Linked DNA regions of Homo sapiens: region 2 is linked to region 1. A link is an interaction called in ENCODE POLR2A ChIA-PET data of the cell type or tissue named here. Cell type or tissue: Panc1. All regions are shown on one strand.

Region 1 (4,000 bases):
AAAGTGTTGGGATTACAGGCATGAGCCACCGCGCCTGGCCAAACTGCAGACGTTTTTTGAGCTGGCTTCTGGTTACAAATTCTTGGGAAAGGTTTTATTTTCCTTTCACCCATTTCCAAGGTCAGGACAAGCAAGTTTTCTTGCTGTCCTGTTCAACACAGTGGAGTTTTAATTTCACAACCATACACTTAGTGTGTAGCTCTTGGGGATTCCAGTTTTTTATTATAATAGATCCTCTGCATAATCTACACATTGGGTGGGTCCTAAGCTTTATCCCCTGCCTAACCTATCCCTGCCTCCCTTTGTAGCTATTAAAGTCGTAAGTTCAAAGTTTCTAAGGTTTGGCAAAAAATCTTGGTGAGAAAGCTTGTTCAATATTTAGTGTTTCTACTTTCACTTTGTTTTTGGGAACTGCAGATTCTTGCTTTCATGCCAGCTCTGAAACATGCTTCAACAGCTGGATATGATGTCAAAAACATTGCTGAGCTGGCAGGAAAGCGGTCAGGGTCATTCAGAGTATCTAATACACAATATTTCTATAGATGGTTATCAGGTCATTGGAATTGAGGTCAGTAAACTGTAAGACCACGGTGATTTGTTGATATGGACATTAAAGTCATCTGGCATGATATTGGGATTAGAGTTAGAGCTGAAAACTGAGTGAGATGCCCAAATCCTCACGGAATTTTGGGGAAGGTACTAGGTTAGTAGTGAGCTGACAGGGTATAGGTAAGGTAGAGGTAGTAAAGTTGGGTGAACTAAGTCTCAGAGGAGGTCTTTTTCTATACAACGGTGAAAGAGTGGTAACCTTGGAAGTGTCGATAGAAAGTAAGGATGCAGGATGCTCATCCCTGTTCCATGTCCTGTGGTGCACAGGTGTGGTTGAATGACAAGTGGTATGTCATTGTCTCTCTCTTACCTTTGACATCTCTCTTAACCTCATATTGTTTCTGTTCATAAACTGACCAAATTGCAATACAAATGAATTCTGTGTTTAAACATACTTTGTAAAGAATAGGAAATAAGAAGAGACGCTTTCTGCTTTCTTCTAACAGCTCAATAGACTGAGTTCTTCCAGTCAGGGACTGAGCCTTTTATAACCCAAGTACTTATTAAAGTTCTTGCCATTGAAATGGCAAAAACTGCAATTACTTTTGCACCAACCTAAATATTTGCCAGAAAGGCAATTGTAAAATGATTAAAATATATGAGTTTTTCCTTTCTAGATGTGATTAAAAGAGAATGTCAGATTTCCTATAATAATGGAGTCTAGGGCAAGTGATTGTGTAACACTCATTTCATATTCAACATGATAGTATTGCTAGTAGTTCATATCCTTAAGCATATGACATAACACATTTTTTATACTGAAAATTGCTATTCTCTGTGTAGTATATGGCAGATGTGGTCATAACATGTATTCTTTCTTTTAAAAAAAGATTCCGGCCAGGTGTGGTGGCGCACACCTGTAATCCCAGCACTTTGGGAGGCCAAGGTGGTCAGATCACCTGAGGTCAGGAGTTCGAGACCACCCTGAACAACATGGAGAAACCCTGTCTCTACTAAAAGTACAAAATTAGCCGGGTGTGGTGGTGCATGCCTGTAATCTCAGCTACTTGGGAGGCTGAGGTAGGAGAATCGCTTGAACCCGGGAGGCGGAGGTTGCAGTGAGCCGAGATCATGCCATTGTGCTCCAGCCTGGGCAACAAGAGTGAAACTCCGTCTCAAAAAATAAAATAAAAATTCCATATCTAAATTCATGCTTCTTAAAAGTATGTTTAGATTCTTTCTCAAACCATTTCTAAGTACAGAAGAGGCAGTATGGAATATGCTGTAGTTTAGACTTTAAAGTTTAGAGTCATGACTACAAAAATACAAATTTGTTTAAAGAAAGTCTTTGCTCTTGTTGCTTTCTCTAGTACTATTAAATATTTTTTCACTTTCCTATTATTTAGAGAAGGTATTGGCAAACTTTTTCTTAAAGGGATAGGTAGTAAATATTCTGAGCATGAAGGCCATATTGTCTCTGTCACAACTATTCAACTCTGCTGGTGTGGTGTGCAAGCAGCTGTAGACAATAAATAAATGAATGATGTGGCTGTGTCCCAATAAAACTTTATTTACAAAAACAGGTAGACCATAGTTTCCTGACCCCTGATCTAGAGTAAGACCTCAACAGATGGACACTGAAAATGAAATGGTAGAAGGGAATCAGTCATACAATAATTTAATTAGCAAATTGAGTGCATACTGTTTGCCAAACTGAAGACTAAGCTGTTAACTAAATTCTTGTATATATACTGACTGGAATATGAAGCATCATTGAAAATGATAATTTTGAAGACTAAACAACATGGGAAAATGGTTTTAAATAGGAAATCAGGATAAAAGTTTCAAGTTTATGTCTTAATAAGTATGGGCCAGGTGCAGTGGCTCATGCCTGTAATCCTAGTACTTTAGGAGGCTGAGTCAGGAGGATCACTTGAGGCCAGGAGTTAGAGACCAGCCTGGGCAACATAGTGAGACCTTGTCTCCACCAACTAACAATACACATACATAAAAATATTGAAAGGAATAACAAAAATTCATGCATTCCTTTCAATATTTGTATGAATTTAGTAACTAAATACATACATGCAAATATTGAAAGGAATACATTAATTTTTGTTAGGTAGGAGGATGATAGGTAATTCTGTTTTTCAAATTGTCTGCAATACCTTTACATTCCAAAAATAACTAAAAAATGACCTAATGAAATGCTGATTAAAACTATTGTTTTTTTATCACTATACAGTAGGAAAAAGAGACTCTTTGTAAAACTATTGTTCAGTGAAGTCCTGAAGGTTTTTTACTTAATCAGCGTAAGATTGACATTTGAGGAAAATGTGTTGCCCCTCTGTTCAAGACATATTATCATTTCTCTTAATATTTTTTTATGTTTTAACAGTGCCCTTATGTTTGCCATTTGTTATATTTACTTACCAAAAAAGAGAATGGTGAGTATTTTCATTACAGTTGTATTATACTTTGTAGAATTAGCATTTGTATTGGCCTTTATAAAGTTAAAATAACTATTAGCATTAGTTATATGACAGAAGTCATTTTGTGGAAATTGCTTTTTAGTACTTTAAGAGCATCTGCTTAATGGCTTAACTGAACAGGTATTTATTTCCTTGATATGTTACAAGAAGAAACTGTATGAATTGCATGGTGGTTAAATATAACCAATTTCTTTTTATTCTGAATCCAAATGCATAGTACGTCTTTCCTTTATGTTTTCTAGTCAAACCATTTCGTGTGAGAAAACTGCTTGATCTTCAGGCCAAAATGGTGAGTACTGAAAAGACCTAAGACCTGCCAATGTACTATGTGCCAGGTACTGAGCCAGGCATTGGGAATACAAAATCAAATAACTCTTGATCTTTTTTTTTTTTTTTTTGAGACAGGGTCTCACTCTGTTGCCCAGACTGGAGTGCAGTGGCATGATCTTGGCTCACTGCAACCTCCGCCTCCCAGGTTCAAGCGATTCTCCTGCCTTACCCTCCCGAGTAGCTGGGATTATAGGCACGCGTCACCACACCCGGCTAACTTTTGTGTTTTTTGGTAGAGACAGGGTTTCACCATGTTGGCCAGGCTGGTCTGGAACTCCTGGCCTCGGTGATCCACCCGCCTCGGCCTCCCAAGGTTCTGGGATTACAGGCGTAAGCCACCGCGCCTGGCCTATCACTCATTATCTTTAAGGAACTTATTTTCTGGGGAGCTCAGTGAACAAAATGAAAAATCAGAATCAGACTTGGGGTCAAGGAGAAGTGGTGATGCTTGAGAGAATTATTTATTTTATTTTTATTTTATAGATGGAGTTTCACTCTTTTCGCCCAGGCTGGAGTGCAGTGGGGTGTAATCTCAGCTCACTGCAACCTCCGCCTCCTGGGTTCAAGCAATTCTCCTGCCTAAGCCTCCTGAGTAACTGGGATTACAGGCGCCCACCACCATGCCTGGC
Region 2 (4,000 bases), 62 kb before region 1:
CATTTCCTCCCTCACCCCCACCTATTTTGAGCATCCAGGCAAATTCATTTAAAGCAGGCCTGTCATTCAAGGAGGAAAACCCTGAGGGGTAGAGAGAGAAAAGAGATTAAAGCAGCTATAATGTAATTATTTAGCCATTAACCCCTTTATATTTATTTAATCTGGTAAAGCATATTCTACTATAAAAGCGAAATCATTACATTTGTAAGAGGGGAAAGAAATACCCCGTATTATAGGAAAGGTTAGACCCTTCAACCAGAAAGTCAGTAAGTGGATATGTCATAGATGATAAGGAATATTGTTAACTCAAATAAGAGCTGGAACCAAGATAACCTTTTACTTAATTTTGTTATTAGCAAACCAAATCACAACAAAGTGAAATCCCTAGGAATTTGTCAAACATTCTCATTTTGGTGCAAGGAAAAGATAGCTGAGAGGCTACAGCATTCGCTCTCAGAAATAACATATTAAAATTTACCAAGCAGGAGCATCGCCATCTTGGACAAGCACCACAATTCTAAAGTTCTCCTTGATCAAAAACCACCTAAGGCCGGGTAAGGAGGCTCATGCCTGTAATCCCAGCACTTTGGGAGGCTGAGGCGGGCAGTATCACCTGAGGTCAGGAGTTCAAGACCAGCCTGGCCAACATGGTGAAACCCCGTCTCTACTAAAAATACAAAAAGTAGCTGGGCGTGGTGGTGCATGCCTGTAATCCCCGCTATTCAGGAGCTGAAACAGGAGAATTGCTTTTTTTTCTTCTTTTTTTCTTTTCTTTTCCTTTTTTTTTTTTTTTTTTTTTTTTTTTGAGATGGAGTTTCACTCTTGTTGCCCAGGCTGGAGTGCAATGGTGTGAATTCAGCTCACTGCAACCTCCGCCTCCTGGGTTCAAGCAATTCTCCTGCTTCATCCTCCCAAGTAGCTGGGATTACAGGGACCTGCCACCACACCTGGCTAATTTTTTGTATTTTTAGTAGAGACAGGGTTTTGCCATGCTGGCCAGGCTGGTCTTGAACTTCTGACCTCAGGCGATCCACTCACCTCGGCCTCCCAAAGTGCTAGGATCACAGGCATGATCCACCGCACCTGGCCAAGAATTGCTTGAACGCAGGAGGCAGAGGTTGCAGTAGGCTGAGATCGCGTCATTGCACTCCTGCCTGGGCAACAATAACGAAAGTCCCTCTCAAAACAAAAACAAAAACAAACAAACAAACAAAAAAACACCTAAATCCAAAGGGCATCAGCCTAATGGCTAAGGTCAACATGACCATAAACCGTAAATGACATCTCCAACCAGAAACATTCCAACCATAAGATAAACCCCTCCCCAACCAGAGACATGCCAGCCCCAAGTAACCTCCCCTCCAACCAGAGACATTCCAACCCTGCAATAAACTTCTCCCCACCACAGTAACATTCCAAGCCTGTAATAAGCTCCCTCACCCTAAAACCAATAAATACTCTTAGTCTGTAAGAGAGAGCACTCCTGACCAAAATCGGCCAGAAGACCCTCTCCGGTTGATTATCCAAAATAAACCTGTCTTTGTCTGTTGAGCCACTTTTCATGTTTCTTTCCTCTTTCTTTAACTCTTACAAAAATTAGTTGGCATTTAGGGCTGGTTTGGTTCCATTAAACAAGTTCTTTGGTGCACCTAGGACTGTGCTATATGCTATGAGGGATAGATTCACAGACCACACCCTCAAAGATTGTATGACCTGATAGGAAGATAATACTCAGTGTGAGAATACACAACTATTGGGGCTTTGGTAAGTCTCAGAAAACAGCCACCATCTTGGTACCAAAGGAAGGAAAAGAATGTGATAATTGAGTTGAATGCATAGGATATGAATAATCTGAGAGGAACTGGGACTGCAGCATGAAAAGAGGAAATGAGTAATAATTGTACAAGGCCCATGAGGAGGCAGACCTGGCTAGATAAGAGTTTGGTGCTTAAGCCATTGGCCATTGGCTGATCAGATAGACAGGTCAGGGAAAATAACAAAGGGTCTGGAGGGCTGGGATGAGGAGTTTGAGCTAGTTCCTGTAACAATAGGAAGCTAATGAAGAGTTTTTGGGTTTTTTTTTTTTCATAAGATGTTTCTGCAAGATAACTCTAGGAGCTGTATATAGATGGATTTTAGGATGTAGTGATGCAATCACCTGACCGGTTCTTCCTGCTCACTGCACAGACAAAATCAATTCACTGAGACCACAGCATTGCAGTAAAGAAAGAGTTTAGGCCAGGCACGGCAGCTCATGCCTGTAATCCCAGCACTTTGGGAGGCTGAGGTGGGCGGATCACCTGAGGTCAGGAGTTCAAGACCAGACTGGCTAACATGGGGAAACCCCATCTCTACTAAAAATACAAAAATTAGCTGGGTATAGTGGTGGGTGCCTGTAATCCCAGCTGCTTGGGAGGCTGAGGCAAGAGAATCACTTGAATCCAGGAGGCGGAGGTTGCAGTGAGCCAAGATCACGCCACTGCACTCCAGCCTGGGTGACAGAGAAAAACTCCATCTCAAAAAAAAAAAAAAAAAGAGTTTAATTGATGAGAGCTCGGCCACAACATGTAGGAGATGGAGTTATTACTCACATCAATCTCCCTGAAAATTTGGAGGCTAGAATTTTTCAAAGATAGTTTGGTAGGCAGTTATAGTTATATGCATACACAGCTCTACACCTTTCATCACCTCCTCTTCCCCTTTGGTTGGGGATGCAATCATAGGGGTATGGAAAATGGCCCTCTTGGACTGAGTCTGCTCCTGGGTCGGGACCACAGTAGGTGTGGGGTGGGACAATTCAGTAAGTGTGGGGTGGGACTCAGAATCCATATGTGTTACAATCATCCAAGCTGATTATGTTGCAGATGTCCCTGACCATATTTTGAGAAAATTTTGCAGTATGCAGTATAGCTTGCCTTAGCACAGAAACTTATGACCTCCCATCTGAATGTATGCAACAGTCTCCCTCAGCTTCCAGGTCACTGAAACTGCCTTTGCAAAATGATGACATTAAGAGAAATCTGACATGGTTGACTCCATCTTGCCTTCAACTTTCAAGCTGTCCTTGGCCATTCATGGGCATGGGCCACGCTAACTTTGAGAGAAAATTAGTTTATAGTTTAAATGATAACAGCCTTTCCCAAAAACTAAACCACCCTTGTAAAACTAATGAAAGGCCACCAACCAGGTTAGGAGGATGAGAGGGGCCTGCATTATACTAAGATGTAGGCATAGTTAAATGATTTCCAGCCATTATTCCAGAGGTCACAAAATATGCAACTATTCCAATTACTCCTGCAGATAACATGACTATTGTAGAACCTCAGATTGGCCTTTTGAGATGTCTCCAGGTCTTTTGGATGTCTGACACCCATGGCTCCACCTGTACCCACCAACCACTCCTGTGGTCCCACCCAGAAGTGACTCAGTGCAAGAGGAGAGCTTCCAATCCCTATGATTTCATTTTCAAACCAAGCAATCAGCACCCATTGCCTAGCCACCCCCACACCTTCCCCCAAACTACCTTTGAAAAACCCCTAACCTTTGATACTTTGATACTTTGAGGAGATGGTTTGGCTGGCCTTGTGTCAATTAAACTCTTTCTCTACTGCAATGTCGTGGTCTGTTTTGTTTGTGCAGTGGGCAGGAAGAACCCATAGGGCAGTTATAGGGTTCAGGAATATCTAGGGTTGTAACAAGCATACCAGGTGATGCCCATTAAAATCTGAGCTCCGACTACCACACACCAACTGAAATCTCAGATGAATTAGTTGGAGATCAAAAAAATCAAACCATAGGCCAGGTGCAGTGGCTCACGCCTGTAATCCCAGCACCTTGGGAGGCCGAGGCAGGCAGATCACCTGAGGTCAGGAGTTCAAGACCAGCCTGGCCAACATGGTGAAACCCTGTCTCTAATAAAAAAAGAAAAAAAAAATTAGACGGGCATGGTTGCAGGTGCCTGTAATCCCAGCTATTCAGGAGGTTGAGGCACGAGAATCGC

Evidence for each region. Peaks named below come from ENCODE experiments on the same cell type or tissue, not always from the same donor. Only the 100,000 strongest peaks of a DNase experiment are listed, where the experiment ranks them.
Region 2: POLR2A ChIA-PET joins it to region 1 with 6 read pairs; 4 of 35 experiments call an interaction of 5 or more read pairs at or near these places.

The regions. Positions count from the first base shown.
Region 1 is chrX:101,117,455-101,121,454 of GRCh38, forward strand. It overlaps CENPI (centromere protein I), which reads left to right. Exons shown (of 22, transcript NM_001386188.2): 7 at 2,948-2,996; 8 at 3,284-3,330. Among named protein-coding and RNA genes, the nearest start is that of CENPI, 21 kb to the left of the region's middle. In Panc1, no CTCF peak of the experiment used is centred here; no DNase peak of the experiment used is centred here.
Region 2 is chrX:101,055,384-101,059,383 of GRCh38, forward strand. No RefSeq gene overlaps it. Among named protein-coding and RNA genes, the nearest start is that of TRMT2B, 5.3 kb to the left of the region's middle. In Panc1, no CTCF peak of the experiment used is centred here; a DNase peak (open chromatin) is centred at 1,918.